Linked DNA regions of Homo sapiens: regions 1 and 2 are each linked to region 3. The links are chromatin loops, found by intact Hi-C in ENCODE. Cell type or tissue: heart right ventricle. All regions are shown on one strand.

Region 1 (8,000 bases), 330 kb after region 3:
CATAGGCTTTGTCCATTCTTTTTAAATTTTTCTCTATATTTTTGCCTGACTGGGTTATTTCAAAAGACCTGTCTTTATGTTCTGAAATGTTTTCTTCTGCTTGATTTAGCCTATTGTTGAAGCTTTCAAATTTTGTATTTCATTAATTGAATTCCTCAGTTCCAGAATTTCTGTTTGGTTATTTTTTATGATATCTATCTCTTTTGTAAATTTCTCTTTCATATCCTGAATACTGAATTGTTTTTCTGATGTCTTTGTTTTGCTTTTTGAGTTATTTTGTATCTCACTGAGCTTCTTTAGTATCATTTTGAATTTTTTATGTGGGATTTTATACTTTTTTGTTGGAATCTGTTGCTGGAGAATTATTGTGTTCCTCTGGAGGTGTCATATTTCATTGCCTTTTTATGCTTCTTCCATCCTTACATTGGTATCTGTGCATCTGGTGTAACAGTCACTCCTTAAATTTGTTTGCATTTGCCTTTTAGTTGGGAATGACTTTTTCCCGAAGGTGTATCTATAGTATTGGTTGAGCAGGGCACTTTGGCTTTGATTCTGGGTATGTGCAGTAGTATAATCTCTGTATAATTTATTTGGCTATAAACACCACCAGTAGTGTCTGATTTACTCAGTGGTTTAGAATACTGTTAGTGAAGGCTGTGGTAAAGTTTTGCTGGAGACAGGGACAGCAGTTGAGCCTGCACTTAGGCCCCAATGGTGGCAGCAGTAAGCCAAGCATGCCTATCCTTGCAGGGCAGCATATGTTGACCCTGGTGTTAATGGGTCCAGGGGGACTGATTCTTGGACCCCCACAGGTGGCCATCTCAGGTGCCAGCAGTTGCAGAAGTGGGCCAGGTGCCTGGGCAGCAGGCGTGGAATGGGCAATGGCAGTAGCAGTGGTGAGAGAATCCTCTGACTTCCAAGCAGCCTGTACTGGTGGTGCTGGTGGCTGCAATGGGCTGGGTAGGCCAGTCTCCAGGCCTTTAGGTGGCATTTAGTGGTGCATACCAGCTGTGGTATTAGCAGCAGATTTAGTGGGCCTATCCTCAAGAGCCTGGAAGGAATGCTTAGATGCCAACAATGTTTGATGGGGCGGGGGAATCCCAGGCCCCTAGATGTTGTGCTTGGGCATGGGGGTGGGTGGATCCAGGCTAAGCACACCTGTTCTCAGGCCCCCAGTGGTGTGTGTGGTAATGGGCTATGGTAGGCAGAGGCAGGGCAATCACCAGGCTCTTGGAGGAATGCTTAGGTTGGAGTGGCAACAGTTGTGCTGTGGCTCTGCTCCTGGGGAGGAGAGGGTTGCTTTCAGTGGCAGTAGAAGAAGCATAAACAGGCAACTAAGGAGCACACTCTTTGGCCACAGTTGGCAGCCATATAAACAGAGTAGGCTTTCCTCAGGGCATTTTTAAATGCATGGTGGCCCTGCTACTGGGGGTGGTGGGGTTGCTGCCTATGGCTCATACTTTGGCCCTGGCAGTGCCAGACAGCAGCAGCTCCCTGCTGTGTGTGTGGGATGTCAGTGGGGCTCCAGGGATGTGAAGATGCAGGAGATGTTGGGCTCCAGGGCATTCTGGTGGAGACTGCGCTCTCAAAATAGTGCTTTGCTATAGCTGCTTAGTACTGGGGGTGGGCATGGGACCTGGTGTGAGCTTCCTTTCTGGAGCAATTCCTTCAAGAAATCTCTAGGTAGCTCCCTATGTTAGTCTCAGGGCCTGTGTGGGTTGAAGGACTCTCCTGTGGCAAGAATTGCAGGAGTCTGTGGTGGGAATGTGAACTGCTGAGAGTCACTCACTTTCTCTTTCACCGCAATTGGGAGATTCTTCAGTCCCCCAGCTGAGCATGCTGCCTCACTTCCTTCTCCTCCTTTGCCTTATATGTTTCCTGTCACTTCTCTGTTGAATTCCAGTGTTCTCTCATAGGTGACCAAAGTATGATTACATACTCACTATTTTGGTTCTTGTTTGTGGGGGAGGCAAGTACCAGCTGCCTCTGGTCAGCCATCTTAAAACCATGTCATGAATCTGTCTTTTAGTGGGTCTGTTTCTCCAGGCTTGACCTTCATGAGTGTGGTAGTAAACCCACTCCTCTTATCCTCTATTCTACATAAATTCCATGACTGCAGAATTCTTTGTCTGCTTCCTTGAAGCCTTGATGCCTGCTGACGGTTTTTTCTCCCTGAGTCAGATGGGAAGACTAGAAAGGGCTAAAGTACAAGGAGCAACCTCCAGTAATTTGTCATTTACCATGTAGGTGTTCTTATTAGTTTATGGCTCTAGCGGCTTCCGCTCCGTGTAAGCAGATCTTGCCCATGACTCTGAATGCAACTCTCTCTCCAGATTTTGGAACAGTGGTTGTACCTATGACTTCATTTCCATGATGGGTCCAAAAAAACTTGTTTTGCAGTTTGCTCAGCTTCTTCCTATTGTAAGGATGACAGTGATAACTCCCAAGCTCTTTAAATGTTGAAGCTGAAAACAGAAGACCTTGATGACACAGTTTGCATGGTCAAATAAGTTTGGGAAACAATAAGCAGTTATTGGCAGAGTATCCTTAATGACTAGGTATACAAATTTATGTCCTAACAACAGTTGAACTATAAGTCGTTATCAGTCTGCTTTAATGACTTCCAACTCTCAACACAAAAGATGTCCAGAAGAACATGAAAAAAATTAGCATTGAAGTGGAAAATGGAGGTGCTTCATTCAGTTATCTTCTAATTAACATTGCATTGGGAACTTTGAGGCCATTCTCTAGGTTTCTTAGCTGTAAGACTTGTCGGAGTCATTAATGTGCTAATGTGCATTGTGACTCCTGGAGAGGACCCAGGATGCAGCTGTATGCAAGTCCAAGTGTCTAATGGACAACTATTAATTTACACAAGACGGTTTCAGCTATACTGCTCTATGAAAATGCATGTTCTTGAAATAACTTTATCAGGGAAAAAATAGTACCTCTCAAAGGAGCAAGTTGAAAATGAAACCCCAATATACCTTATAACAATGATGGGTGCCATGAATATATGCTGAAGTGTAGTAACATATGTCAAAAACAGCAAGTTCCATCCTCTGAGGTAACTTCCTTTGTGGTGGGGTTCTTAGCTCTGCAAACAGCCAGATATTTGGGAGTGCCTATGGCAATGTTATTTTTATTTTTACTGCAGAGTACATCAGAGTGTTTTGTGGGCACTTGAATCTCTGGGTGTCAGTTTTGATCTTTCCTTCTGAATTGTAAAAAGGCAGAAATGGATCTGCCTTTTTAATTGGCATGGAGTACCTCTGGTACAGAATCAAAATATTAGTCATCACGCTGAGGTGCTGCATTTTTATCCGACACTCAGTTGTTACTCTTATAACCCATATGGAATCTTATGAAGGATAGCTTCCAGTCACTTCCTCCAAGATATTCTATACCACCACCATCACCACACCAACAGTCCCAATCAGGCCAGAACATCAAGTGTGGCTCTTTTAATAGTCATTGAATAATAATCCATCTTTTAAGTGAATCAAACCAACAAAATCTCATTGAAGAGGGTCCATATGTTTACTACATACTATATTACATCACATAGGCAGAGATTTTTCTTAGCCTTCATAGGAAGTAGAACTGGATTTTCTTCTCTGCAACTGATTCTGTCTCATGAACATTAAATTTTATACTGATTGTGTTGTGTTTTTTTGCTTTGGTGTTTGGGAAACTGAGTCTAATTTATTGTCCATTCTTAACAACTGTACTGAATTTTAGTGTATGTATTTGTGATCTTGGTATTATCTTTTTTTTATATATTTTTCTCTTTTGCCCCAATTTCTTTCTATTAGTCTTTGTTTAATAAAACACTTTTGTGGAAATAAGTTGAGGTCAACTCTATACTGATGTATAATTCATTTCTCAGAAGCTGTCAAGCATTTTGATGGATCGGTATTCACTCTCACTAGGCCTCTGTGGATTGTCCCTGCGTGAATGATAAGGGTCTCCATTGTGATGATGGATTGGAACATGGCACTACTTCTTGGCTCTGTGATACCCCAATTACACCAGGCTTTTCATGGAAGGTTAATTTATAGTGAGAGTAGAACATTATTTTGTGGTTTGTGGGTTTTCTTTCAAGGTGATAAATTTAAAATCTGGTTAGGGGCTTATGAAAAAAAAAATCTTTGACATCACATGATGGAGCCCTAAGTATTGGCCAGCTCCAAGCATGACACTTTACCAGTAGCCTTTAGCATCCCCCTGTGGCTAACTTTGTAGAGCACTTGTAAATATACCTCTTCATTGGTTTTTGATGGCTATGGATGGTTCTGCTCTTTTTCTTTTGGAGGGTGGAGTGGTTGTAATCTTTGATTTTTGCTTTCCTAATCCTTGTATTAGTTGGCCTCACAGGCCCTTGGGATTTCACAAATTATCTTCAGTTGCATTCTTGGGTAATAAAGGAATAAAAATGGGCTGACAATAAGGAATGTCCAAGATTGAGGCTGACCATAGAACCCTGGGAATTTCAAGGCTAGTCTTTCATGCATTCACTTATACATTAATCATCCCCTCGTCTCTTCACCTCCCTCCATTCATTCAGCAAATGTTTTTGTGTTAGCATTGGGAGCTGGTGTCAAACAAAGTAGACAAGGGTGCCTGCCTTCATAAAAACTTATAGTCTGGGCTATTTTCAAAGGATAGTAAAGGAAATCTCAATCAATGAGTACTCTACCAAATTAGATTATTTGGACTTTAAGAAAAGAAACTATGAGAAATATAAATAGATAGATGAAATTATTTCCTCCTTAAAAACAGTTTCTCTCAGAAATGCCATTGGCTTGCTCTTGAACTTTGACGCCTTGTACATGTTTATGTATATGTCTTTAGCATTGGATGAAGAGCATTAATATTGAGACATTGGAATCTCTTCTAGTCATCAAGGAAATAATTAAAAGCTTCCCTTTGCTCTGTTTCCAAAAGTGTAAAATAGGTATTTTAGAAAGACTTTTCTGTTTAAAGAAGGCTTGCTGAATAAGCCCTATTTAAATTAGAAATTTCAATTACTCAGAATGTCTCATTAACCCAAGTTTTTAATTGAGAATTTATGAAATGGCCTGAAAGAAACTTCCAGATTAAGCCCAGTTGAAGAGGGAGAAGTTAGGAGTCTAATGAGTTAGTGGTTCAATGTGTCTAGTTTCACTATGAGATTTTTCTGCTTCAATATCGTTTCCTTGCAGTGCCTAGCACAGTGCTCAAGGCCTGTTCTTAAAGTTGTTGAGTGACTTTTCCTAGGAAAGTCTCGAGAAGTAGAATTCCTACTTCTACTCCAGACTGCAGAAAAGCCTTCTCCAAAAAGACGTGTTAATGGCCTGGAAGTTGCATTCTGCATTTGTCTGATGTCTATTAAAACTCAGCCTTAGACAGAAGCATAAACATAAGAATTTCCACCCTGAAATCTGTGGCCTGGCAATCTCATAATCTAAAACATGGGCCTCAAGGAAGGCATGGAGGTGATCCCTGACATAAACCTAAAGCTCAGCTTCCCTTCACTATCATTTTTCTACATAAATTAGTTCACTTTTCCAATCTTTTAGTTTCCTTCCTGCTAGAACTCCCCCTTGGAGTTCCATTTTCTCTTGATAGGTAAATCAGTAACCCAGGTGTGCGGGGTAATTCTGACTAGGATGGGCAAAGACTATCCAAAATGCCATCTCAGTAGTCTGATGGAAAATTCCTTTTTGGGCAACTTCATGATTATCAAGACTTCTAGTACATTGGGAAATTTTAGACAAAGAGAAAATGAGGTTGTCAGAGATTTATCTCCAGCAGTCCTCGACTCCAGGTATAGGTGGCCCTCATGATTAGAAATAAGCCTGTAGCAAGAAAAATAGTTTATTTGACAAAATCCCAGTGTTAAAGCAAGGCCCAAACTGCAGAGCTACTCCTGAATACTCTCTCTCTCTTTCTCTTGACTATTCTACTTGTCTGAGAGCAGCGTGGATACATCCCAAACTAGGGCCTGATAAAGAATCATTATGGACATTGGTTAGTAACAAATATGATTTCTTAGAAGGAGCCTCAGAACATCAGGAGAAAATGTCAGGTGCCTACAGTCTAGAATGCTTGGCCTGTGTTATGGTGCATAATTCTTTGTCAAGTTATGGTGTACAGTATTCTCTATTTAGTCAATTGTTTTTCTCTCATTCTTTTTGATGAGCCTTTTTTTTGGCTTGGATGACCCAAGATAGGTTCTAAAATAATTTGGGTTACCCAAAGCATTTTTCAGTGTGAGTATGAAATAGCAGTGGTTGTTATTCCTGTAGACAATCCTAGTTTGCATTATTTCTAGCAAGAACTTCAACCAGGATAGTGCATGCATCTTTATTTCACACCTAGAGCTTCGTCCAACTCTTTTCTCATGGGCTTGAGTCAAGATGCGGTAGTGCTTGGAGAGGTATAGTCACTTCCAAATACAAATGGTCCCCGACTTAACAATAGTTTGACGTACAACTTTTCAACTTTACAATGACGTGAAAGTGATATGAGTTCAACAGAAACCACACTTCAAGTACCCATACAACCATTCTCTTTTTCACTTTCAGTACAGTAGTCAATTACATGAGCTGTTCAACACTTTATTATAAAATAGGCTTTGGGTTAGATTATTTTGTCCAACTTCAGGCTAAGGTAAGTGTTCTGAGCACGTTTAAGGTAGGTTAGGTTAACCTATGTTTAGGAGGTTAGGTACATTAAATGCATTTTCAACTTGCAATATTTTCAACTTACTATGAGTTTATCAGGACATAATCCCATCACAATCTGACGGACATCTGTATAAACTCAGAGTAGTTTCTGAAAGGGCACATATCATTCAGAATAGTTTCTGAAAGGGCACATATCATATCATTAATAGAGTTATCTAATCTCCTAGAGGCCTCCTGATCCTAGAAGCTGCTCTAGTTTACACCAACACAACTAGAAACCCTTAAAATCAGTGTTACCATTTATCATTGTGCTGTTTGGGAATGAAATGTACTCTGCAGACCACAGTGGATTGTGCAGGTACCCACTTGTCTGGGGGATCCAGAAAGCCTTTGGGGAGTGAATAAGAGGGGCAATAACAAGTTCAAAGAAAATACTTCTGCTTGGGAAATGAGCTAGGCACCTTCTTCCCGTTTAACTTGTGTTTGAGGCACTGAATAAAGGTTTGATAGTGAATATACATACTCTACCATGTTATGAAGAATGAGAGTAGTTACCCTGGGGAAAAAAGAAACTACAGAAGGAGATAGAGGAAGTATGGTGTATCCAAGAGGGCATGGACTGGGAACTCAGTTGTGTGTTCAGATCCCAACTCTACTGTTTACAGGCATTATGCCCTGCAGAAAATGACTAACTTACAGGCATTGTGCCCTACAGAAAATGACTATTTTCTTTTCAGAGCCTTAGTTTTCTTCTTGACAAATTAGGGACAATGTTATCTATCTTGTAGATAGATAGAAATCTATCTTGTAGCATAATGTGGGGCAGTCATGGCCTGTGAGTACAGACTAAATGCTCCGTAAATGACCACTGTTTTTATAGAGAGAAAAATGGGGAAGAGAGAAATGAAAAGGAGGCCCCTGTGGAGCCAAGAAAGAAGTCCCAGCTAATGGAAAGATGGGCCCCAGATACAGCAAGGCCAACTTGGTGGGAAACCGGGGCAAGCCCAGACTCAACCTTTATTTGAACTTCTGTCCAAACATATTTACGTCTTATAACCTTTGGTAACATAATTGCTCTAGCATTCTGCAAGCCTGATGTGCATGGACAGTGGTTGCTGGAGTATTGATGGACTCTGAAATAGCATGGCATGGGATCTTGGAGGGTGAGTACCCATACAGGGTAGCAATGAAGCAGAAACACATGTGGCCACCATGATTTATTGGCACCTAAAGGCTGCTTCCCTTGCCAGCTCTGTGTCATCACATGAAGGAACTGGTGGAGTTTGAATTGCTTTCTTCTAGTAGTATTTAGTACCATGAGGAGAAGTT
Region 2 (8,000 bases), 300 kb after region 3:
AAGACATTTATAGGCTGGTATTCTTCTCTAGTATCGTCCCTCTTTATATTATTTAATTGTGCTTTGTATTTTACTTGAAATTAGAGGCATATAGATTGCCAAGACAGCTTTATGCTGAATAAATTCATGTCTCTGGAGGAGGCATACGCAGCTTGACTAAGAGAAAATAAGCAAAGATGGCTTCTATCGTAAATAATTCTGACCCAGTTTCTTAAATCTAGGTAAAGAGACCAACACCCAAATTCTACTCATAAAACCTAAGTAACATACATGGGCTGTGCAGATGTGGATAAAATGCTAGTATAATTGTATGGTTTTTTAAAATTAATTTTTAATCACACAAGTGACATATCTTTGTTTCTCTTTTTAAAACAGAAAATACACATGAAACAAATTTTCCTCTGGCTAGTACACCTCAGTAGGTATGCCCATCCTGCATAAGACTGGAGCTACACTGTATGATTATAATGATTGAATGGCCAAGATCCTAAGAGGAACACCTGCCCACTGTTTCTAAATTTTCCTTGTTTGGGAAAATCTGAACTCCTCACAAGGTTAAGGAAGAGGAGACCCACAGGGTTACTCACATGATTCTGGCCTGTGGTACTACAAGAGAGAGGTAGAGAGGGAAAGAATGTTCTTGTTCAAAAATACACCAGACTTTAATGAGGTTAAGTTGAACAAACTTACATGGAATTTTTATATTAGGAGACGTTATCTAACTCAATATACATGTGTATGTATATAGATAGATACAAACCTACATGTATATATCAAATAATTTTGTTAGAACCTAATAATAATAAAACTATTTCTAATTTTTGCTTATATTTTTATTCATCTACTTAATCTATACATTTGATACCTACCATTTGTACCTACTATATGGTAGGAATTTTTCAGACATCATTTCTAATGTTGTTACCCCTATTTTACTTCTTAGGAAGTTGAGATTCAGAGAAGTAAATGTGCATCCCAAGCTGCAGTGGTAGTCAAGGAATGGGATGAGATTGAATGCTGTTTTTCCATAGGTTCGTTCTTGGCATCATGTTGCCTCAGAGAATCAGTTTCTGGGATGTACAACTAAAATTGTTTAATGTCTTTGACTCATTAAATGGCATAAAAGTTTTAAATTCTCATTCTAATATCATTCTGATTTTCTGAAGATCTTCCTTTGATGACAGCAAAAATACTCACTAAATGTTTAACCACAGATACTGAGTGGGTTCTGGCCAATCAGCGTGGGCTCCACTTGTATGTCCGACAGTTGAACGTCAACTCAAGTTTAAGGCCTCATGAAGCCTAATTAATAGCAATATAAACCAGTTTAAGCACTTTTGGCCAGTTAATATATTTTTTAAAAAGCACCACACAACGTTATTCTCAAAATCTTTGTCTTAATCTGGTATTAGCCATAGTTACAACATTCTGGTTTCAAGTTCTCAAGTAGTTTTTGGGGTTTGTTTTTATTGAGTCATTGAAAAATTACAGTAAATGAACCTACAGAATTTCTTGACTGAGAATCTGCCCTGTTTTTCCCTTTTTCTAGGTCTATTATTAGCAGAAGATTTTTCTGCATAGTTGGCACGCTGTACCTGTATCGGTGTATTACAATGTATGTAACTACACTCCCAGTACCTGGTATGCATTTCAACTGTTCTCCGAAGGTAAACTATTCCTCGCTGTAATTTCGCTTTCTGTTTGTTTCTTGTCTTGCCCTGGGGTCCTTTGAGTGAGGTTGCAGGAAAACGTTTCTTCAGAATACAGTGGAGTCACTCCTCTATCTGAGAATGTTACTAAATGATATGGCCAGGCAGCCCCACCCTTCCCAGAATCTCTAAGCCCTGCCAGTGCCTCCCAACTGGGGAAATGTGTGTTGGAAGCAGTTAAGCTTTGTGTAGTTCTTTGGTTTCCTGCCAAATTGTTAAAATATCATTCATTTCTTTGACACGCATCCAGAAGCTTTTATATGCTTCCTCTCCCTCGGAGGGAGAGCTCGATTTCAAGTGACATTTTTTCCATTTTCCTTCTTTCTATTAATCCCTACAGCAGAGCCAGGAAGAGAAAGTATTCCTATTTCCTTGCAGTCCTCAACCAAGCCAAATAAGATCACTGTTCTCTGGGGTAATATATTGCCTTATTGATTTTCTCTAGTAACAAAGAAGTCTTTTTAAAAATAAACTTTATTCCTCTCTTATTGTCTCTACCTTTCCATCAGATTCAAATGACACTCTTCACCTCCTAACCTTTACCTTGGAAGAATTTTTAACTAGGGTGATCGTTGGAACTCTGTGAAATAATTAGCAGATTTTATTGTTAAAATATTTATGTACATTAAAGCTCTTTAATGAATTTTTAAAAGAGGCTAATTTCTCTCCTTGATTTTTGGTGGGAGAAAATATAGTATACTCTGATGTATTTGAGATCATTTCTTTGCATTATACCTGTGTGGGTGAAACAGCCAAACACTTTCAGTCTCATTGCTTTGTACTTTTGTTCCTCCAGAAGAGATGTTCTCTTTGATAGAATCTTTGGAAAGAGAGCTGAAAAATTCACTCTGGATTTTTAATTTGATCATATGAAATTTTGGATCTCTTTAATTTGTATGTCTCCTGTGGCTCTTTTCTTTGCTAAACTTACATATGTGCCTACAGAGATAGCTCATTTCTTACTTAACTTTTTGCTTTTTTTAATTTTTTAATTTTTTTAATTTTTTTTATTTTTTGCTACACACTACTTCCTTACCTCTGGAAGAGCTGTCATACAAAAGCAATGTTCTCAACATTCCACTCTTCTCTATCAGCCATCCTGCCTCCCTGCACTCTCCTTCTTGCAGTTTCTTTCGCCCTTCCAAAGAAGCCAGCTTCACATCGTTTTTATTGTCTGTAAAAGCTCTCAAGCACTCACCTGTAGCTCCTGGGTTATAGGGAATATCTTGTTGTCATTGAAAATCCAAGGATATGGACTCTTGCTGGGAGCCTGGCTTGATAAGCAGCATGTTCTCAGCAGTAAACTGACAGTTTAGGATATTCACCTAAGTTTAATTCAGCTCCTTAAAAAAGTCTGTGCATTGGGAAATTTTGCTACCAAGGGGTAGGTAGATGTAGGTTCTGGCCAAGCACATGTTGAAGATGGATCCAGTATTGAGGGGCCGTACCATGTAGCCTTTCTCCCTACTCTGGTTCTAAACTTGTTTCTTCTTGAGGACTACTGTAGCTCCGCCAGTTGCTGGCAAGCCCATACTTGGTGAGCCATTGGTTCTTACATAGTCAGCTTGAGTCATCAACATATCTAACCAAAATTCTTTGCCTAAGAATAGCTTGTGGGTTTTCTTCGTAAACACAGAAGTAGCAGCAGGAACTGTTCACAAAAGCCAAACTCAAACGTGTTGCTCATTTATTGTGTTGCCAGAAATCCCAACTAGGGCCCTCATTCTATGAGGATCTTCTGGAAACTAGAATCTTAAACAGTAGGAGGTGAAATATTAGCACACCTTAGAAAAAAATACTAGTTAAAACTCATTAAATCTAATTACTACAAAATCTAATTTTGTAGAATAAGACTCTTGGAAGAAAGGATTTAGAATACACTTTTTTATTCTGAAAACTTTCACATGTATCCCAACTGCTATAAGGAACTCCCATAAACCCAACACTCAGATTCAATAATTATCAAGATTTGCAACATTTGTTTCCTTTCTTTTTTCTTTTTGAAGTATTTAAAACAACTCCCAGGTAACGTCATTTCACCTCCACATACTTTAGTACGCATCTAAAAACTGTGAACATTTTAGTACAAAACCATAATGCTATTGGTGTTCAACAAAATTAATAGTAATTCTGTGATATCAGCAATTACAAGTTGATGCGATATCCTGATTGTCTTAAAATGCTTTTCCTTTTTTTACAGTTGGTTTGTATAAATTAGGGTCCAAAATCTTTATATTACATTTACTTGTTCTGTCTTTTAAGTCTATAATTCTAAAGCAGTCCTTTCTTCCTTTCACCCCTCTACCAGTAGCCTGTAGACATTAGATTAATAGTCCTACAGAATATCCCACTTTCTGGATTTATCCATTTGTTTCTTTGTGGTGTCAAGTGACTTGTGTCGCTCTATGTTTCCTCTGAATAGAAAGTTGGCTCTGCAGACTTAATTAGATTCAATTTTAGCTTGTTAACAGAATATTTGCCAGGTGGAATAGAAAGACTTCTGAAGCTAGGCACAAGAGTTGGGAAAGGCTTCGAAGGCTTGGTGCTGCCTCTTGGATGGCAGATCAAGCTTAAGAAATTCAGTGGTCAGGCAAGGGCTAGAATCCTCCACTGAGAACGAGTATCTGAAGACAGAAAAGGGTGACACTGGAGAGAAGCCTCAGAGGACAGCTTTGCCTACTTTAGAATCATACCTAGGGCTAAGGGAATCAGAAGTGAGAGGAACCTTATTAAAAGTCACTCAGGCCAAAGTTCTATTTGATGTCTGAACATCATCGCCACTGAATCTTCCATCTCTCTCTGAACCATTGTACAGAGAGGGAACTTAATTGCCCCTGTAAAAATACAAACTTACCTAATAGTAAAAAGAACACTAAAGTTAAGGTTAAGACAGTCTTACACAACCACTTACTAGCATTGGGCAAGTCATTTAACTTTTCAGAGCCTCAGTTCCCTCCCTAAATGGCAAAGCAGAGCTAATGATGCTTTTTGAAATCTGTCTTAAGGAGTTATAGGTGTGGAAGGAGACAGTTTCTAGGGGCTCTGTGGGTGTAACGCACTATACAGAAGTAAGAAGAGGACTTAGTATTGTCATCATGCTTCAACCCCTAGACTCTTATTTATCCAGTGAGAACTGATTTAACAAACATACATTAGGGACCTACTGTGCTTTGGGTGCTAGAGTATGAGGCATGAGGAAGGTAGATATAGTTCCTACCTTTGTGGAAAACACCTTAAAATCTGTTAGTTTAAATTTGTAACTTATGTAATAAATGTGTAAAATGCTGTGATAAGGGCCTCAAGCTAAGCTACTGGCCCTAAGGATGGATGGAGAGGAAGAAACAGACTTGAGCAATATTTAAGAGACCAAATTGATACAACTTGATAATAGATTTCATGCAGGGAATGAGAATAGGGAAAGATTCCAAGGGCTGGATTTTACACTGGTATAATGACATGGTATAGAGGAAATGAGAGTTAATGAGTTGGATTAAACACAGAGTTTAAAGTATCTGTGAGATATCTAAGTGGTGATGTCCAAGATAGTTAGCAATATAGTCTAAAGCTGAGGGAAACATCAGGCTGGAAAATAAATATTTGTGAATCATCATATTCTGGATGGTGGTTAAAGCTGTGGATATGGATGAAAAGGCCCAGAAACAAGTTACAGAAAGCACAGTGCTTCCAGAATTGGATATTCTATTATTTGAGATACCAATTAAGGCCTGTCACTTGGTGGATACTCTGACAGTTACTCAATATCACTAAACTGTAAGGGAGGAGAGTTGAGCTTTAGAATATGACTTCCTGCTTAATACAGTCATGTGAACTTAAACTTGGTTTCACTATGCCATTAAAATGCTGTAATTAGTGTACTTAATGCTTCCCTTAATGCCAGTACTCAAAATGTGCAGCTCCTAAGAAAAATGTTTCAACAAGTATACAGTAGTGATTATAAAAATTGGTCTTATTGTTCATTCACTCGATGGCAGTATACTCTTCACAAAATATAATCGCTCAGAGAAATAATAATCCTATGAGATGATCAGGCTGTGAGGAAAAGTAGGCTTCCCATAAATGTTTCTGCAGCAATAATAAGCCACTGGGAAAAGGAAGTGAAAAGGGAAGTGGATGTGTTCAGTTTCTAGATTGCAAATTTCTGGCATATCCCATGGTGGTATACATGTGCATGGCTTACACTGGAGGCTGCCAAATTTTTGATACCTTGATTAGCCCATGTTACTCTCATCATAGCTCCAAAGACCGTGTGTTCCATCCTGAAAACAACCTCTTCTCATCTTTTTTTTTTTTTTTTTTTTTTTTTGAGACGGAGTCTCGCTCTGTCGCCCAGGCCGGACTGCGGACTGCAGTGGCGCAATCTCGGCTCACTGCAAGCTCCGCTTCCCGGGTTCACGCCATTCTCCTGCCTCAGCCTCCCGAGTAGCTGGGACTACAGGCGCCCGCCACCGCGCCCGGCTAATTTTTTGTATTTTTAGTAGAGACGGGGTTTCACCTTGTTAGCCAGGATGGTCTCGATCTCCTGACCTCATGATCCACCCGCCTCGGCCTCCCAAAGTGCTGGGATTACAGGCGTGAGCCACCGCGCCCGGCCCCTCTTCTCATCTTTTTACAACTGTTTATGATACTGGTTTCTTTAGAAAAGGGGCAGAATATTTGAGAATTCTTTGGTGTTGTAAGCTTCCCGTTGGTAAGGTTTTTCCTGTTTTAACAAACTCCTTAAAATAAAAAATCCCAGATAAACAGGCAGCCTAATGCTAATAGAAGAGAAGAAATAACTTGCACTGTTTTCGACTCTCATTTTCATAATCAGATGAGTTAATCTAATAGTGACTAAACAGTAAAATGAGATGCATGTTTGGGCGTGTTTTGTGGTCTCCATGGTGACCTTAGATTTGAAAACCTTTGAGAAGAGAGAGAGTACATTAAGACAGGGACACTCAGCTGGCTAGTGCATTAATCCAATGTGGAGTTTTCAGTGAAATGATTCTCTTGAACTTGAAAAACATGTTTTGTTTTGTTTTAATTTTTGCCTCTGACATAAGTGAACACAGCCCATTTTTGGACAGGGTTATGTCTGGGTGGCATCTGAGGTTGATCGCTCAGTGGATCAATATAATACAAATGCAACAGCAGAACAGCCTTCATATTCTTCTCTGCCACTGTCAGCTTTTCTGCAATGCACAGATTAGAAAGATGAAACCACCTCCTTTGACTTGCTGCTGAACTGTAATGTCAACCATCAGCCTAACGGGTCCCTATGCTGGCACAAGTTCAGTCTTATAAGGCAACAGACTCATTGCTCTTTAGGATGTTATGGCCTTCTTCAGTTCTTTCTTACTTTCCTGAGTAGCAGTTAGAGTATTCCAGGTGCCCTCTACACTGACAAAGTTTGATATTCTGATTAGCTCCTGCTAACCTTATCAGTATTTCAGGATATGGCTTGTGTTCCATTACCAAAATAACTTCCTGCCATCCTGTTGGATGGTGTGCAACTTAAATTGTCAATGCTTGATTTTGGATAATTTTCTGCTGGTCTTCCAGTTTCTGATTGTCATTAAAATTTTCCTTTTCGTTTGTTCTCAATTCTTTTTTTTCTGCTTCTTGCATATACTTTCCAGTAACGTTTCCCATCCTAAATCTGTTCTTTGCTTTTCCTTTTCTCTCATTGCTGCTGTTCTCTTCCTTTTTCAGTGATTAAAGATAGCAATGTTCTAAATAACTTCTCTCTGTCACTTAAAAAGAGATGTTTTCATTTTAAATAAACCATACATTCTTTAAAGATATATTGAAAGACTACAAAAAGAGGAAGATTTTAGAACCACTCATGACCCTATCTACTATTAACAATTCAGTATATTAGTTCCTTATGTATGCATTTTTTACATGATTCTGATGGTGCTGTCTATGCATTTATTATTCATATCTCCTTATATTTAACATTTGATGTATGAATTTTTACATTATTGTATAAACTCTAGCCTTTCTAAAGGCTTTCTTACTAAAAGGAAGAAACCACTTTCCCAGAATGTGAGACAGGCAGATTGTTGATGTGATTTCATTTGATAGTCAAGAAGCTTGTTTATTTCCTGAGCAACGTTTCTAGAGAACCTGCCCTATGTGGGCATACTGGTAAATTTTGAGGACACACAATATATAAGACAAGCGCCTTCTCCCTCTGGGCATCCAGAAGCTGTGAAAGAGACAGAAATGTAATCCCCAGATCCCCCTCTGACTCCCTGTAGTAGATTTGCAGAGCCATTTGCCATGGAT
Region 3 (8,000 bases):
GTCAGCCTTATTTTACTCAGTATAATTATTTTGAGATCCATCCATGTGGTAGCATTTGTCAAGAGTTTTTGTTTTTGTGTTTTTCATTGCTGAGTACCACTTCATTGAACAGATTTGTCCATTGACCTACCGATGAACACTTGGGTTGTTTCCAGTTTGGGGCTGTTATAAATAAAGCTGTTATGAACATTTGTATACAAAAAAAGGTGAAATTGGAGATGGACCTTGAAATATTAGTAAGATTAAGTGGCCAGTGGGAATCTGGGGAAATAGGATTCAACTAGACAAGAGGGTTAATGAATATAGGTAGGGTTGTTCTTGTTACTCTCTGGAAGAGATTAAAAACTTGGGAGCTCTCAAGTGGTCATTTCATGGAACTGAAGGAAAAAAGCCAGAAACCACAGGGAGAGAATAAATAGAAATGCAGAGGAGACAGAGGGAGACTTTCTGGGTTCCTTTCAATACTCCAGTTCCTGGTTTCCATCTCATCCCGAGGCTCAGCTGCATCCCTGATCTACCCTGGTATCTTCAAATAAATTCCAAGTTTTTTGTCAATGAATAGAAGCCAAGCAGTTATTGAAGCCAGGAATCCTAGCCAGGTACACAGGAATGAGCACAGAATGTTGAGTATTATCAGATCTAAGCCTCGGGGCCAATACTTGGAATGACCTTTGTTGTCTTCGACTAGCTTTTTTGGTTAGCCTTGGTTTGGAACCCAGGTTGGCCAGAAGAGTTTAAAGAGCTAAGCAGGGGCTCCTAAGGTCTTGCTCCTGTTATTCAGGCTACGTGGCTCTGGATCACATTGAGACAAATTTCCATGGATAGAAACAAAAGTCTCCTTGCTTCCAGAGCACTATTTGAACTTTGACTACAGGTGGTTGGTAGTGATACCTATAGTATCTCCCATTTAATTCCCCAGTTTAGACTGTGCAGAAGACAAATGGATCTTGAAGAATGACTGTGGAATGTCATAAATGTAATCAGATGGGGACTCCAATTTCAGCTGCTCTCCCAGAAGTAGTACCTTTACTGGGGCAGATTAACACATTGGTATGCACCTGGGGCAGATCTGACATTTGGTATGCACTTATTTACCTGGCTAATGCCTTTTCCTCCATACCAATTTGCAAGGTCCATCAGAAGTGATTTGCTGTTACCCAACAGGGCCAACAATATGTCTTCCCAGTGTTGCCACGGGCTCCATTAGTTCTCTTGCTCACTGCCATAATAGTCTGAAGTGATCTTGATTGTTCTGACATTCCACAAAACATCACACTGGTCCACTCTATTGATGACATTATGTGAGCATCATTGGATCCCATGAGTACGAAGTAGTAAGTACTTTAGATGCCTTAGTAAGATGTATGCTAGAGGGTGAAAGAGACCTACAGAGATTAAGGTGGTGAGAGAAGCCCACCTTCTCAATGGTGAGTGATGGCTACTGCTGAAAGGTCCACTGAATAAAACCACATTTTAAATCAGGTAGTTTACCTTCTAAAGGTAGAAAAGTCATTCATTTGGAACCAAACCACCTACTTCAGAATAGCTGTTTTGGTAAGTGAAGCATTTGCTTCAGTATTTGCTCTTAGTATTATTTTTAACAAGATTTCTAATGACAGATTGTGACTTGGAGGTGATTCACTTTTGTTTCCTAGTTGTCTTGACAGCAACGTAATTCATGATATTCTGAGTACTTGAGAATCCAAAAATTTTACAATCCAACAATATGATGTTTATTAAAATTTTCCTAAGAAATACACTGGTAAGCAAGGCACAGTGGCTCATGCTTGTAATCTCAGCACTTTGGGAAGCGGAGGCCTGTGGATTACTTGAGCTCAGGGGTTCAAGGCCAGTTTGGGCAACATGATGAAACAGCCTCGGCCAAAAATAAAAAATTACCTGGGCATGGTGGCTTGCACCTGTGGTCTCAGATACTCAGGAGGCTGAGGGTGGAGGATCACTGGAGCCCTGTAAGTCAAGGCTGCAGGGAGCTGTGATGGTGCCACTGCACTCCAGCCTGGGTGACAGAGTGACTCTGAAGAAAAAGAAAGGGCACTGATAAAAATTCTTTAGGATTGGATGGACTAAAGAGGGAGAACTATTTTTATTCAATTTTTTTTTTTGGTTACAAATAATAGTGACTTAAGGACCATAACTAAATATAATTTCAAGGAGGGGCAACTCTTAGTGTCTCTTATAACCACTTCACACAGAATTTACTTTTACTGCTATGGTGATTTCTCTTTAGATTTCTTTCTGTATTTATTTACGCTTTTATTTTTTATGTATGGTGTATATATCTATGACTTTTTCTCTCTGATTTTATGAAACTGAAATTAAAGTGGAAATACTTCTATGCCCTGCTTTTTTCCATGTGCTATATATATATCATCCTAAAATTACACATGGAAAAAAATTTAAAAGGATTTTATTATGAAACATTTCAAACATATAGAAAATTTGAAAAAAAAAATTATGCCAGTACCTTAGACACACGATTTACATTCAAGAAGTATTAATATTTTGAAAAATTTAGTTATCTTTCATGTGGGGGTGGGGTGCATTTTAAAGTACATCAAAGACCAGATGCTTACTTGGACCTTTGTTTCAGGAAGTCCAGAGCTTACAGCATATTCTGGATAGCACTGGAGAGAAACCAACACGGGAGAGAAAGCAGCCAGCAGTTTTCTGGCACTCCCTTAGTTTGAAAAAATTTACATCACAAGAAAGCAAGCCTTCCTTTCACCTTTTAGGTGCAAACTGATAAACATAACCAGTAGGGCTACTATACTTCACAGAGCCTTGCTCCCAGTAGATACTCAAAACATGCAGTTGAACTGAATTTCAGTTGTTATTTTAAAGCCGTGCTTGAAAAGCGTATGTGACAAATGTACTTTCCTAATCTTCCTGAGAAGAGCAGTACTGTGTCTTACGGGCGAAAAAACCAGAGGAGCCAGGAGTGGAGGGTGCAATAAAACGCCTGCATTGGGGCAGATTGCCTCATTTTGAATCCCTGACTCCTCACTGTGCTTTGGGGAAAACTATGGAAATTTTCACTGCCTAGCTTATTAAAATGGACTGCTTAGCTGAAATATAGAGGCGTCCATGACAACTACCCGGAGGGCTTTGTTAATCATATTGCAGGACTCCACCCGCAGTTTCTGGTTCTGTAGGTCTAGGTGGGGCCGAAAACGTGCATTTCTAACAAATTCTAGGGTGATAGTGACGCGGCAGGTCCCGAGACAACAGGAAACCCAAGGGACTCGAGGCAGGCGCTCAATAAATATTCACTATGAACCTCAGCACCATCGAAGCGGCCCACCAGCAGGGGCCGCGGGGTATGCGCTGCAGGGAAGAGCACGGCCTCTGTCCAATGTCCCTGCCGGTACATCACTCCTCTGCAGGGACTAGGTTAGAACCGGGAGGCAGCCAGAGCAGCGCTCTCGCTGGATAACGGAAGAGGACTCCCTCGCCAACTTCCGCCTCTGGGGAAAAGCGGGGACCCTCCGCCACCTGAGTTCTGTTGTCTCGATTTCGCCGCAGTTTGCTTCTGGCCCGGGCGAGAACCTGTCCTCTGGGCAAGCCAGGGGTCGGTACAGGACTCCTATACCCCAAGGCGAGGCGGAGGCAGGTGCCGAGCGGTGGCCAGAGTCCGGCGCCCAAAGCCCGATGGGAGGGCGTGGCGGGGGAGGACGGTCCCGCCAGCTCCCAGGTCGGTTCCGAGCGCCCGCGGCCCGATGGCCGGGCGGAAGATGGCTGCCCGGAGCGCCGCGGACAGTCACGTGGTACGCCGGGCCCGTAGCCGCGCCCCTTCCCCCGCTCGCCAAGTCCCCGACCCCGCGGGAGGCACGGCCTCGGGCTGCCTGTAGGCCACCGAGGTGCGGCGCGGGCCGGCCAGGGACGGCGGGCATCGGGGCGGGAAGGCCAGCTCTCCCCGCTGTCCATCCTAACTTGGGCGCTGGGGCTTCGCTCGGGGAGCAGAGGAAAACCTTCCTTCAGGCGACTTGCACCACGTGGGGCTACTGGGCATGCGCGGGCTCCGACCCCGGCCTAGCCGCTCTCCGGGTTTTCGCCGCAGCTCGGAGGGGCGGCGGAAGGTGGGCCCCAGGCGGGGCGGGGCGGCTCTGACGCAGTCGGAGTTTTCACCTCGCGCGGTTAGAGCTCTTGCGCCTCCGTCGCGCTCCCAGGCGTCGCCAGAGGCTTTTTTTTTCTGTTGTGGGAGAAAGATGAGAGTCTATGGTTAGAGGTTTGAAAATGGGCCGAATAGTCAGGTCGGCCGTTTCCTAGGAATGATCCATTGGGCATTAATCCCAAGTGTCGCAGCCCTTGGGCTTGGTGGGAAAAAGAATCCAGTAGTAGTTCGCAAACTCGTGCCTGGCTTCCAGCAGGCTGAGTTTGCGTTCCCTGCTTTGTGACCAGCTCTAGCGGCTCCCGTCTCCGGCCCTGCCCCAAGGGATTTACCGTCCCAGATTGTAAAATCTGGCTCCCGCTAGGCCTTACTTAGTGGGCCCCTAAAAACGCTGGGGAAAGCGCCCGCCTCCTCAGTTTCCCATTACTTGAAAGTAAAATTCAAGGGGCCCAAACTGCGACTGTCCCTTGGTTCGGGGTCCCGCTCGGTCCCGGGAGGAGCCCCCCGCGGACCCCGCCCGGCCGGCCCGCCCCCCCGGCCGCAGTGAACACCCGGAGGAGCGGAGTCGCGTCGCGCGGGAAGCCGGGCCGGCTCGGGCAGCGGACTGGGCATGCTCGGCAGCCCGGGAGGCTCGCGGTGGCAAGTCGAAAGCGTTCGCACCAGCGGGGCAGCGGCTGCGGGCGGCAGGCGGCGGGCAGGTCGGGAGTGAGAAGGACCGGCCTGGGCTGACTGCTCTCCCCTCGCGCCTAGGGAGCCGGTCGGAGAGCGCGATTGGGGTGCGGAGCCCCGACGCTGCCCTGCCCCGGATTTCATTCCGCGGCGGGGGCTCCGCGAGCGGAATTCCGGCGGCTGCCGTGACTCCAGTGCAAGTGAGTCGTGGGGCAGGGACAGACAGCCGGCCTCACGGTTGCGGGGGCCGATCGGACACCTGTCTCGCGGGCCCGGCCTTATGCCGGGGAGCAGCGGGCGGGCTGCTCTGGGGCGAGGGGGCGTGAGCGCAGCCCGCGCGGTGCCGCGCGCGTACCTGGCGGGCAGTCCTCCAGAGCTGCTGCTCCCGTGGGTGGTCACAGCGGGGAGGTCCGGCGGCCGGGATCCGGGCTCGGAGGGGGCGGGCCGCCGGCGGGGCTCCCCGGCTAAGTTGGGGCGGGGAGGAAGGAGGAGGCGTCAGTGGGCACCTTTTCAGAGCTACTGCGTGCGGGCTGGAAGGCTGCCTGGTGTCGGATTGGGGCGATCGGGAGGCGGGGAGCCTTTGGGCAGTAGCCCGCCCGGGGTCCGGAGACCCCCACCCAGGGGCCGACTCCAATCACGGCTCCACCCCCACAGCCTAGGTGGCGGTGTGACAGTTGGTACCTTCGGTCCAGATCGCAGCCGGCCAGGCGCCCACTATTTCGGGATCCCCCCACCGTAGCCCCTCGATGCCCCCTGACGACAAAACAGGTGGGACCCCCCCTCCCCGAGGAGCGCTCCCCTTCTCTCCAGGCCGCGTAACAGCCCGCCAGGCTCGCGGGCGGCTCTGAGACCCCGCAGGGCTGCCCCCGCGGGGCGGGGACGTTTAGGGGCAAGGCCTGGAGGGGAATCGGCGCAGCCCAGAACTGGACAGTCTCTCCAGGACGCCGCTTTTCCGTGACAGAGGGGGTCTGCGCTATCCCCCAGCGACGTGTCAAGGGCAAAACAGCAGCAGCAGCGGCTGCCTCTCCCACCGTCTTAACCCGAACTCGGGCTTGTGGCGTCCTCCCGTGGGCCGGATAGAGTGCCCTAGTCCAGCTAACGGATTCAGCCTGGAGCGTTCTGGTGAATGCTGCTTTCCTCTTTGGTGCCGCGAAGTAGAAATCGGGATAAGGGTTGTCATGGCCGGAGGGAGCGAAGAGAATCCAGGCAGGTGCTTCTCAGATGTTTCTTTTCACCTTCAAACAGTACAGACTTCAGCGGTACACGCTTACGAAACCAAGTGAAGGCTGCTTTCTGAAAGGGAAGTTTATTTTCTATGTTCTGGGGCCTGTCGACTATTTTAGCTCCCTTGACATTTATCTTCCTGGACCTTTAAAGCTGTTTGGACAGGTTATTTTGCTTTTAGGTTTGGGGATGTTTCTAGTTGGCTCCCTGGATGTGGAAGTGGCGAATGTCTGATGTGCTGTGCTGTGAACTCCCCACGCTTCCTGGCACTGGGGGTTGAAACATTCAGGGGGGACTGAGTGGGCCGAAGGAGAGGAGTGGGACTGGTGACGTAGGAACGCGATGGGTGTTGCCTAGAGCTGCCCAGATGGAAAGGGGTTGGCGGCTGTTTTGGCCTGTGCAGAAGGGGAGAGGGCGGGGCGTTTCATTGGTCGGGGTGTGAAACGTCCACGGGCGAAGGCTGCGGGGGATGGGTGCCTGTCTGGTCAGTGCTCCAAGGGAAGCCCAGGGATGTTTGGTGATTCAGCAGGTGGCAGCCTTCCAGCTCTGAAGACATGCCGTGGCCAAGCAAAGAAGCAAGCAAGCAAGCAAGCAGCAGCCTGTGCCTGCTGTCGGAGGCGCCAGCTTTGGGGGAACCTCCAGGTGCTGCCTTCTGCCTGTGGCAGCTCACTTGTCTTATCTTGCTTCCTGTTTAGCTCTGGAGGCCCTGGTATTTCGAGTTTCCTTACTGCGCCTCTTAAAATATACAGCAATATATAGCATGTTTTTGAGTCTCTGCATCTCTGTGACCTGCTGGGTAGCAGTGGGGTGGCTGCTGCCGCCATGCAGTTTTAAGTAGTTACTCTGCAGAAAGTGACAGTGATATGTAAAAACAGTGAAGTGGCCTTTCCTTCCATTTCTGCTTCACAGAATAGAAATTTATGTTTTTAGTAAAATAATAAGATACATTTCTGCAACTCTTCAGTGATGATAGTGAGCTATTTGAAATTTCCGGAAACTTTTTAATAAAAGACATTAACTCCAGAGATGTATTAAATTGACATCAGAGGGACACGGTTATTAAACCAGTATCTTACTCATTGGAAGATTTCTAGCATCTTGCACAGTGTCTAACTTGTATTCAATACATGCCTCTGCAGCTGAAATTTTAAAAATTCTTCATAACAGAAGAGTTTACCAGTATTTACCATGTTCATCATCTATTTTTAAGTCTGTATTAATATGGTTAGAGTAAAATATATGCATCAATACCTTTGCACATTGACATTTAAAGAATATTTATGTTTTCGTAAGACATGATTGCTGGGTTGACCATAAACATTCAATTTTAGCTTGAAAACTTGATTCTTTTACTTTTCTGGTTAAATTTATTAATTTTCAAACTTGGGGCAGATCCTACATTTCAGCTAGAGAAATGGTGTGCTTTGTTAACATACGTCATGAAAACCAAACGGACTCCTGACTCCTAAGTATAGCCATCAGTTTTTTTTTGTTTGTTTTTCTTTTGAGACAGGGTTTTATTCTGTCACCCAGGATGGAGTGCAGTGGTACAATCTCGGCTTACTGTAGCTTTGAACTCTCCAGGCTCAGGGGATTCTCTTACCTCAGCCTCCCGAGTAGCTGGGACTACACGCACGCACCACTAAGCCCAGCTACTTTTTTATAGAGATAGGGTTTTGTTATGTTGCCCAGGCTGGTCCCAAACTCCTGGGCTCAAGTAATCCTCTCACCTTGGCCTCTCAAAGTGCTGCGATTACAGGTGTGAGTCACTGCACCTAGCAGTATTATTATTATTATTTTTAACTAAAAAGTGCTCCTGTTGGATGTCAAATGCTTTAACTTAGAAAACTTCATTTTATACATAACATTTCAGGAAAACTCTGAAAAGTGCTGCTATAGAAAAGCTGAAAGAGTATTTTGGGAATAAAAATTCTGGATTGTTTGCACACAGGCATCAATGCCCTGGTCTTTAGGAGGG

What was found. Hi-C counts contacts between places; a loop is a spot of excess contacts. Peaks named below come from ENCODE experiments on the same cell type or tissue, not always from the same donor. Only the 100,000 strongest peaks of a DNase experiment are listed, where the experiment ranks them.
Region 1: a loop joins it to region 3, with 3 times the contacts of the local background. A loop is called at or near these places in 27 of 110 quality-filtered maps.
Region 2: it touches region 3 in a loop (3-fold over the local background); 24 of 110 quality-filtered maps call a loop at or near these places.

What each region holds. Positions count from the first base shown.
Region 1 is chr10:50,287,917-50,295,916 of GRCh38, reverse strand. No RefSeq gene overlaps it. Among named protein-coding and RNA genes, the nearest start is that of ASAH2, 40 kb to the right of the region's middle. In heart right ventricle, a CTCF peak has its summit at 4,223; no DNase peak of the experiment used is centred here.
Region 2 is chr10:50,320,872-50,328,871 of GRCh38, reverse strand. SGMS1 (sphingomyelin synthase 1) reads left to right here. Exons shown (of 11, transcript NM_147156.4): 8 at 1,550-1,667. Among named protein-coding and RNA genes, the nearest start is that of ASAH2, 73 kb to the right of the region's middle. In heart right ventricle, no CTCF peak of the experiment used is centred here; DNase peaks (open chromatin) are centred at 1,810 and 3,211; H3K4me3 peaks cover 2,145 bases; H3K27ac peaks cover 4,888 bases.
Region 3 is chr10:50,620,705-50,628,704 of GRCh38, reverse strand. SGMS1 (sphingomyelin synthase 1) reads left to right here and starts at 4,749. Exons shown (of 11, transcript NM_147156.4): 1 at 4,749-4,998. It overlaps SGMS1-AS1 (SGMS1 antisense RNA 1), which reads right to left and starts at 3,754. Exons shown (of 4, transcript NR_126411.1): 1 at 3,514-3,754; 2 at 1,900-2,035. RefSeq lists silencers at 3,582-4,211, 4,336-4,493, 4,542-4,801, 5,062-5,401 and enhancers at 4,352-4,880, 5,592-5,991, 6,542-6,701. In heart right ventricle, CTCF peaks have their summits at 3,340 (motif pointing right) and 6,556 (motif pointing right); DNase peaks (open chromatin) are centred at 3,424, 4,044, 4,594, 6,494 and 1 weaker place; H3K4me3 peaks cover 4,880 bases; H3K27ac peaks cover 4,703 bases.